Linked DNA regions of Homo sapiens: region 1 is linked to region 2. Evidence: chromatin contacts called from ENCODE Hi-C data. All regions are on one chromosome and are shown on one strand. Each heading gives the region's core, a stretch centred on a gene start or an enhancer-like site at or near the end of the contact. The rest is flanking DNA. Distances are from core to core; before and after follow the strand shown. Region 1 holds the start of FPASL (fibroblast proliferation associated lncRNA). Region 2 overlaps POR (cytochrome p450 oxidoreductase).

The links. A loop is a pair of places that touch in the nucleus more often than their neighbours do. Pooled maps may share reads with other maps.
Region 1: a pooled map shows a loop between it and region 2 (2.4-fold over the local background). The contact joins the promoter of FPASL here to the enhancer-like site in region 2. A Hi-C loop is called at or near these places in 1 of 168 maps with a recorded cell type or tissue (sigmoid colon) and 4 of 50 pooled maps.

The regions. Positions count from the first base shown.
Region 1 is chr7:76,316,103-76,319,990 of GRCh38, forward strand. It overlaps FPASL (fibroblast proliferation associated lncRNA), which reads left to right and starts at 2,145. Exons shown (of 2, transcript NR_186616.1): 1 at 2,145-3,888. RefSeq lists enhancers at 1,015-2,011, 1,484-1,663, 2,012-3,008 and a silencer at 1,944-2,183.
Region 2 is chr7:75,963,400-75,967,632 of GRCh38, forward strand. The region is part of intron 2 of POR (cytochrome p450 oxidoreductase); the gene reads left to right. Among named protein-coding and RNA genes, the nearest start is that of SNORA14A, 22 kb to the left of the region's middle. RefSeq lists an enhancer at 3,320-4,199. Within about 2 kb of position 2,867, at least 19 of the 41 ENCODE cell types and tissues checked have a DNase peak (open chromatin) inside an H3K27ac peak, as active enhancers do; they include sigmoid colon, where a contact is called at or near this core.

The DNA of each region.
Region 1 (3,888 bases), core at 895-3,394, 350 kb after region 2:
CAGCCTCCCGAGTAGCTGGGACTACAGGCGCCCGCCACCGCGCCCGGCTAATTTTTTGTATTTTTAGTAGAGACGGGGTTTCACCTTGTTAGCCAGGATGGTCTCGATCTCCTGACCTCATGATCCACCCGCCTCGGCCTCCCAAAGTGCTGGGATTACAGGCGTGAGCCACCGCGCCGGGCCGAGATGGGGTTTCTTTATGTTGGTCAGGATGGTCTCTAACTCCCGACCTCAGGTGATCCACCCATCTCGGCCTCCCAAAGTGCTGGGATTACAGGCATGAGACACCATGCCTGGCTTTTTTTTTTTTTTTTTTGAGACAGGATCTTGCTCAGTTGCCCAGGCTGGAGTGCCATGGCACCATTACAGCTCACTACAGCCTCGAATTCTTGGACTCCAGCTACCCTCCTACCTCAGCCTCCCAAGTAGCCGGGACCACAAGCATTTGTCAATATGCCTGGCTAATTTTGTAATTTTGGTAGAGATAGGATCTCGCTATGTTGCCCAGGCTGGTCTGGAACTCCCAGTCTCCAGCGATCCTCCTGCCTCAGCCTCCCAAAGTGCTGGGATTACAGGCTTGAGCCTCTGCACCCAGCCACTGTGAAGTCTTTAGAAGGCTGCTGAGAGCCGATAGTAAGCACTCAGTCACTGCTAGACATTTTTGAGGTAGGTTGTATTATTCTCGTTTTACAGATGTAGAAACTGATCCTCTAAAAGGCTAAATACCTTGAGAGGTTATGTCACCTAATTAGGACATGGTGGGATGAGAATCCAAATCCTGAGCTCTTAAGCTTTTGTCCCCCAACAGCCCTTTATTCAGAAAATGAAACATTGGGTCGGGCACAGTGGTTTTCACCTGTAATCCCAACACTTTGGGAGGCTGAGGCTTGAGGTCAGGTACTCGAGACCAGTCTGGGCACCACAGTGAGACTGTTTCTACAAAAAAAATTTAGAAATCAGCTGGGTATGGTGGTGCACACCTATAGTCTCAGCTACTCAGAGCCCAGGATTTGGAGGCTCCAGTGAGCTATGATTGCACCACTGCACTCCAGTACAGCCTGGGCAACAGAGTGACACCTTGTCTCTAAAAAAGAAAGAAAAAGAAAATAGACATTGCTGAGCGACAGAAATCCCACCTTTCTAAACAGTCAGCAACCTCACTGGAGCTGATTTTTAATTCCTAAATCCAGCCTTGATAGTGACTTGGGCAACTCAACTCCCTCTCGGCCTGGGATTATACAACTCTATGTCAGGAGATGGGAAGCGGGGAGACTGGGTGTCTTTATTCCATTTCTGACATCTTTCAGGACTGATGATGGGGGAGGGCCCTGGCCCTGGCTGGCAGCCACTGTTCGATTCAGTTATCATCATCAGGACCGTGGGAGGGAAGGGTATTGGAGCAGAGGACCTTGAAGGGCGCACAGGAGGCTGATGGGGCTGTAACACCTGGGGCATGAGGGCAGCGGAGGTTGGACAGGCAGGTTGGGACCTAGCTGTGGAGGGCCTGGGATACCAAAGAGAGGCAGGACCTGGCCTCAGTGTCGCCAGGACACCAGATCTGCCCCCTCCCTCACTGTTGCACCATGGCTCCCGCGTGTAAAGTGATGGAACCCGTCAGACCCAGGTAGCCACCAGAAACCGCCCAGCTGTTGTGTGCATCGGGGGCCAGGAGTTTCCTCTTCTGCAATCTGGGAACAACGCAGACCTCCCAGGGCTGTTTTCAGAAGCAGAGATGTGTAGGTAAGAAAGGATAGCCAACCAGTACGGGCCGGGACACGAGAGATCACGTCATTATTCAGATGGAGAAACTGAAGGGCAGGCGTGGGACCAAGGGCCCACCACGAGCCCAAGGCTCCATCCTCCCAAGCACGTAACAAAGGTGGAGGCGGAAGACGGAGGAGAGAGAAGCGGGTGAAGTTGGGAGATAAAAGCTCCCCAGTGGCTGGAGGGCGGGATCTGCAACAAATGAAGCCCCGGGGCCGCTAAGCGGGCCGATTTCGGGGCAGGGACCCAGGCCCTAGCAACAGTCCGACCATTGGCGGAGCGGGGACACGCTGGCCTGTGATTGGCTCTTGCCATGCCCGAGGGGAAGGCGGCCGCCCCCGGGGCGGGGCTACATACACAGCCGTGGTCCCGCCCGGCCCACATCCGGGCTTCCGCGTAGTCCGGGCGCCCTGGCCTCTGCACCGTCCTAGAAACCTGTCTTACGTCGAGGAACCCGGGGGACAGAGGCGCGCCAGTGCACGCCGGGGCCAGGGACGAACGGCTCGCCAATGCAAAGGAGGCCCCTCGGGGAGACGGCAGGCAGCAAAAGGCTTCCTTGGCCGGGGGTCTGGGCGTTTGGGGAGGGGAGGTGCTCAGAGATAGGGCCGAGGATGGAGCTCCCAGGTGGGTTGGAGGCGGGGGTGGCTGGGCTCGAGGACGCTGTTGGAGTCCGGGGTCTGGAAGAGGCGATCCCCGGGAAAGCCAGCTTCAGAGCCGGGAAGGGTCGGCAGGGGACCTACTGCAAGAGCCCCCAGGTTGGGGTAGGGAGGGGGCCCAGACCTGGGCCGGGAGGGATGCTGAATCCCCCGACCTAGCTCTGGGGCTTTGCAAACCAGCATCACTGCAGCATTTTGTGGCTCAAGGAATGGGGCAGGGCGGCCAGACCAGCTGTGGCTGGTGCGTGCGTGAGGCCCTGAGGGATGCGGCCAATGCTATTTTGCTGTTTTGTACTTACTCAGTTTCATTTTGGCTCTGTCGCCACTAGGCGAAAGAAATCGAAGTGCTAACATACCACGGGGAGCAATGATTATTACTCAATGTGGCCCCGCCCCAGCAGCGGGAGGTGGCATCTGTTTGACCTTGGAGACTTGGACGGTATTTAGGGAGATTACATGAAAAAAAGACTCACCCCACAATGCTTGCAGTCAGCTACAAGCTGCCTTGTCCTTCATACCTTTTAGCCTTTATTTCCTGAGTCTATCTTGTCTGTTTCTAATGTAGTCTCCTGATTTAGGGCAAGAGAATATTTCTCACTCTTGGTCTGCCCACTACCCACAATCCTTGTCCGAGGATTTACTCGGCAAACTTAGCAGGCAAAACCCCTTGTCAACTTAACACTAAAAAATACCGTCTCTTGGAAGGCAGTCTGCTTTGATAAACCTAATGGAATAAAAAGTGAGTTTGCTATCTGGCTTTAAAGAACATAACCCAGCTGGGCATGGTGGCTCACACCTGTAATCCCAACACTTTGGGAGACCGAGGCAGGAGGATCGCTTAAGCCCAGGCGTTCAAGACCAGCCTGGGCAACATAGTATAGTAAAACCCAGTCTCTACAAAAAGAATTTAAAAATTAGCCAGGCCAGATAGCCCAGCTACTTGGGACGCTGAAACAGGATTGCTTTGAGTCCAGCAGGTGGAGGCTGCAGTGAGCTATGACTGCACCACTGCACTCCAGCCTGGTCAACAGAGCGAGATCCTGTCTCAAAACAAAACAAAAAAACTGACAACCAATGAAACCTCATCTCTAAAATCTGGCTTCAGGTTAAGTGAGTAAAAAGAGGCTTTCTTGTGGCCAGGCACGGTGGCTTATGCCTGGTAATCCCAGCACTTTGGGAGGCCAAGGCGGGCGGATCACGAGGTCAGGAGTTCAAGACCAGCCTGGCCAACATAGTGAAACCCTGTTTCTACTAAAAATACAAAAAAATTAGCCAGGCATGGTGGTGGATGCCTGTAATCCCAGCTACTCGGGAGGCTGAGGCAGGAGAATCAACGTGAACCCAGGAGGCGGAGGTTGCAGTGAGCTGGTATCACGCCATTGCACTCCAACCCCGGGCAATAGTGCGAGACTCCGTCTCAAAAAAAAAAAAGGCTTTCATTTATCTTCTCAGCTCCTACAAGCCAATG
Region 2 (4,233 bases), core at 1,617-4,116:
AAAGGGACCTCGCCTCCTCTCCTTCCTTTCCTGGTCCCTGATGAGATGGGGGAGGTTTCTGTCACTCTGACAAGTGCTTGAAACTCCAGACATGGGCTGTCGGGAACTGTCGGGTACTGCCGTGCAGAGCGCATGTTGTCTGACCTCCTGACTTCACTGGGCCCTGTCGGGTGCAGGAGAGGGAGCTGTGGATGGCACAGTGGGACATGTGCTCTACTGGCCTGGGGGTGGTGGGAATGCAGAGGAGGGGTATCCCCCATTGGGGGTGTGTCAGGGATGAGATGCCCCCACAGGAGCCTAGGAGGCCAAGTGTGGAGGCTGGGAGGTGAGGACACGCGGGGCTGTTCCAAGGGAGCCACATGCTGGTAGAGCCCAGGCACAGGTCACCAAGGGAGTCAGGGGTCGTGGGGGGTCAGAGGTCATAAAAGGAGTTGGGGTCACCAAGGAAGTCAGGTCATGGAGGGAGCTGACACAGGAGAGCATCTTAGAGGGCCTTGGGACCTTCCAAGGGGTATGGATTTTTTTCCCCAGCTTTATTGAGGTATAAATGACAAAAATTATATATATTTATCAGAGCATCTAAGTTTTTTTCTTTTTCTTTCTTTCTTTTTTTTTTTTGAGATGGAGTCTTACTCTGTGGCCCAGGCTGGAGTTCAGTGGCACAATCTTGGCTCACTGCAACCTCTGCCTCCTGGGTCCAAGTGATTCTCCTGCCTCAGCTTCCTGAGTAGCTGGGACTACAGGTGCCTGCCACCACGCCCAGCTAATTTTTGTATTTTGAGTAGAGATGGGGTTTCACCATGTTGACCGGGCTGGTCTTGAACTCCTGACCTCAAGTGATCCACCCACCTCAGCCTCCCAAAGTGTTGGGATTACAGGCGTGAGCCACCATGCCCAGCCTAAGCATTTTTCTTTTTTTCTTTTTGAGACTAAGTCTCGCTCCTGTCCCCCAGGCTGAAGTGCAATGGCGCAATCTCGGCTCACTGCCACCTCCGCCTCCCGGCTTCAGGCGATTCTCCTGCTTCAGCCTCCCGAGTAGCTGGGATTACAGGCGCCTGCCACCACACCCGGCTAATTTTTGTATTTTTAGTAGAGACGGGGTTTCACCATATTGGCCAGGCTGATCTCGAACTGCTGACCTCAGGTGATCCGCCTGCCTCAGCCTTCCAAAGTGTTGGGATTACAGGTGTGAGCCACCGCACCAGGCCAGCATTTTTCTTTCTTTGTAAATTTTATTTTTCCCAGCTTTAAAATGACATAATTGACAAATAAAAATTTTATACATATATTTAAAATTATGTAAGTTCAAAGTATACAGTGTGATGTTCTGATATACGTATCTTAGCTGAGCATGGTGGCTTACACCTGTAATACCAGCTACTTGGGAGGCTGAGGCGAGAGGATCACTTGAAGCCAGGAGGTCAAGGCCAGCTTGGGCAACATAGCAAGACATCGACTCTACAAAAACTTAAAAATAAATTCAAAAATTAGCTGGGCATGGTGGTGTGGACCTGTCATCGCAGCACTTTGGGAGGCTGAGGCAGGAGTTGGAGGCTGCAGTGAGCTGTGGTCACGCCACTGCACTCCAGCCTGGGCAACGGAGCGAACCCCGTCTCTAGAAAAACTAAAAAATCAATTTAAAAAAATGACATATGTGGATGACGCTAACAGGGAGCTGGGGAAGCCTGTGTAGGATGGCGGTGTCTGGAGAGCGGTGGCCCCATGAAGCGCCATTTGGAGCTGGAGTGGAGGGAGCTGACTTGGAAGCAGGAAGATGGGCCAGGAGGCTGCTGGCCTCAGCCTAGCAGAAATTGACCAGGGCCGCTCGGCACAGATGGAGAGCCGAGTGCAAATGCAGGTGTCAGTGGATCAGAGAAAGGGCTCCAAGCCAGTGCTTTTGAAAACATAATTCTGGGACCCTCATCACCCACCAGAGGTGATGTTCTTATCTCCATTTTACAAATGGCAGTGCTGATCCCAGGAGAGGGTGAGTGACCTGGTCAAGGCTGACGTTAGCACATGAGAGCTGGGATTCCAGCCTGGGGCTTCCTGCACCACGCTTTTGCTCCCTCGGACCCCTAGCTCTTGTCATGGCCACCCCAGCCCACCCCTCCTTTCCATCCCCTTTGATTGCACACAATAGCAGAGCCACTTTGTGCCAGATCAGATGATCTTACTGTCTGAGGGTATGGCCTTTTCTTTCTGTCACCGATGGGCTGAATAACCCTGAGTTTCTCTTCTCTGTCTCCGGAAAATTAGCCCTAGTCCTGGCCACCCCCTGGCTCAGGGTCACTGCTGAGGTCGTCAGAAGAGCATCAAGGCTTTTGCGTGTGTGGAACAGCACAGCAGGCTTTCTGAGCTTCACAGACTTGCTCACGGAGTCCTGATGTGAACACGTGCTGGAGGACATGGTCGGGGGGAATGAGGGAGCGGCAGCCCACCAGAGCCTTAGAGCATCCTGAGGACACGGCCCCAGGATCCTTGGGAAGGGCTGTGAGATGTGCTGCCTGAACGTGCCCGGGGCGCACTGCAGACAGGGTAAAGCCGGGGGAGGTGCACCTTGCTTGGGGAGCAGACAGGAACCCCGGGTGCTGGGCCACTGGGCCCTGGAGCTTTCACAGGCCTGGAGTTGAATTACCGCTTCACCCACCCTGAGCCTCACTGCCTTGTCAAGGTGGATAGAAACCCTTGCGCACTGCACAGGGTGGTGAGGATTAAACAAAATAAAATAGAAAGCTTCTTGAATGCTAGCCAGCATGCAGTAGGCACTCAGTAAGAAGTCATTCCCTTCGCCTGTTTTGTCTCTGACCTGTGGCCACTCACACCTGCTTTCACCTCCCCCTGCCTGTAGCCAGCTGTCTCCAGCAGCTGCCCTCCCCACGTGTTCATCAGAGTCCCTGTCCGCAGAGACAGCTGCTGGCTTCTGTCTGAGCTCCAGCAAACCACTTTCTGTTTTCACCAAAGACTGGCGTTTCCAACCATTAGCCCCATGCCACAAGGCTCTGAAGGTCAAGAAATCTGGGTCCGCCTAGCAGAGCCCACTCTCCGTCCTGCCAGAGCAGGCTGCCCCCAGCTCTGCTGCCATCGTGCCTCTGTGCCTCAGCCGCCACCCCTTCTCTCGCCGTGGGCACCCATGACCCTGGAGCCTGGAGAACTTGGCAGTAGACGCTAGGTTCTGAAAGGGAGCTGGTCCAAAGCAGCTTCCCCATGTGTTGCTAAGGGCAGGGGACAGTCTCAGGAGAAATCGAGTCCGCTGCAGAAAATCCAACCGGATTTGCAGTTTCCAGAAATGTTCCTCAGCGTCGCCTGTGACGGGAACAAAATGAACCGCACATCTCGGTTCATCTCGGTCCAAGTGACTCAGTGCTTTTCCCGCCCTCCCTCATCTTCCCCACGCAGTGGACTACAGCTGACTTCTGATCCTGAACCCAGAAAGACTCCTGCTCCCAATTTAGGCGTGGAGAGCCTTAATTGGAACCTTTCATGCTCCGTTCTGGAGCCACGTGGTCTGTGTGCTCCAGGCCTGGGACAGCTGCCACCTCTGTACGGCTGGAGCCTTGGGCTTTCTGGTTTTGTTTGTTTTTTCTTGAGACAGGGTCTCACTCTGTCAACCAGGTTGGAGTGCAGTGGCACAATCTTGGCTCACTGCAACCTTCACCTCAGCCTTCAGGCTCAAGTGATCCTCCTACCTCAGCCTCCCAAGTAGCTGGGATCACAGACGCACACCTCTACACCCGGCTAATTTTTGTATTTTTGGTAGAGACAGGCTGTTTCGCCATGTTGCCCAGGCTGGCCTCAAACTCCTGAGCTATGGCGTCCACCCACCTCGGCCTCCCAAAGTGCTGTACTGGTGTGAGCCACTGCACTCCGCCGAGCCTTGGGCTTTCGGATGGGCTGTTTGCACTCGGGAACCTCAGAAGGGTGCTCCCCAAGACAGAACATCACCACTGCAAACGGAGCCCACCTTGCCAGGCATTTCCCCAACTGCCCTGATGGGAGGGGAAGGTGTGTCTTTCATGGCACACAGGATGCTTCCCGCTGACATGGACCCAGTGTCTTAAGCTCTGTTTGCCCGCAATTCTTTTGTGTGGGGGAAGACAGGGACCAGACTTAATTTAATGTGATTGTGTGGCGCCCTGGCAGTGGGATCAGTGTGGCTTCCTTTATGGAGTGCAGCCCTGCCATAGCAACCTGCAGGCTGTCTTCTAGAGCCTAGAAGAGCTTTGTTCCGCA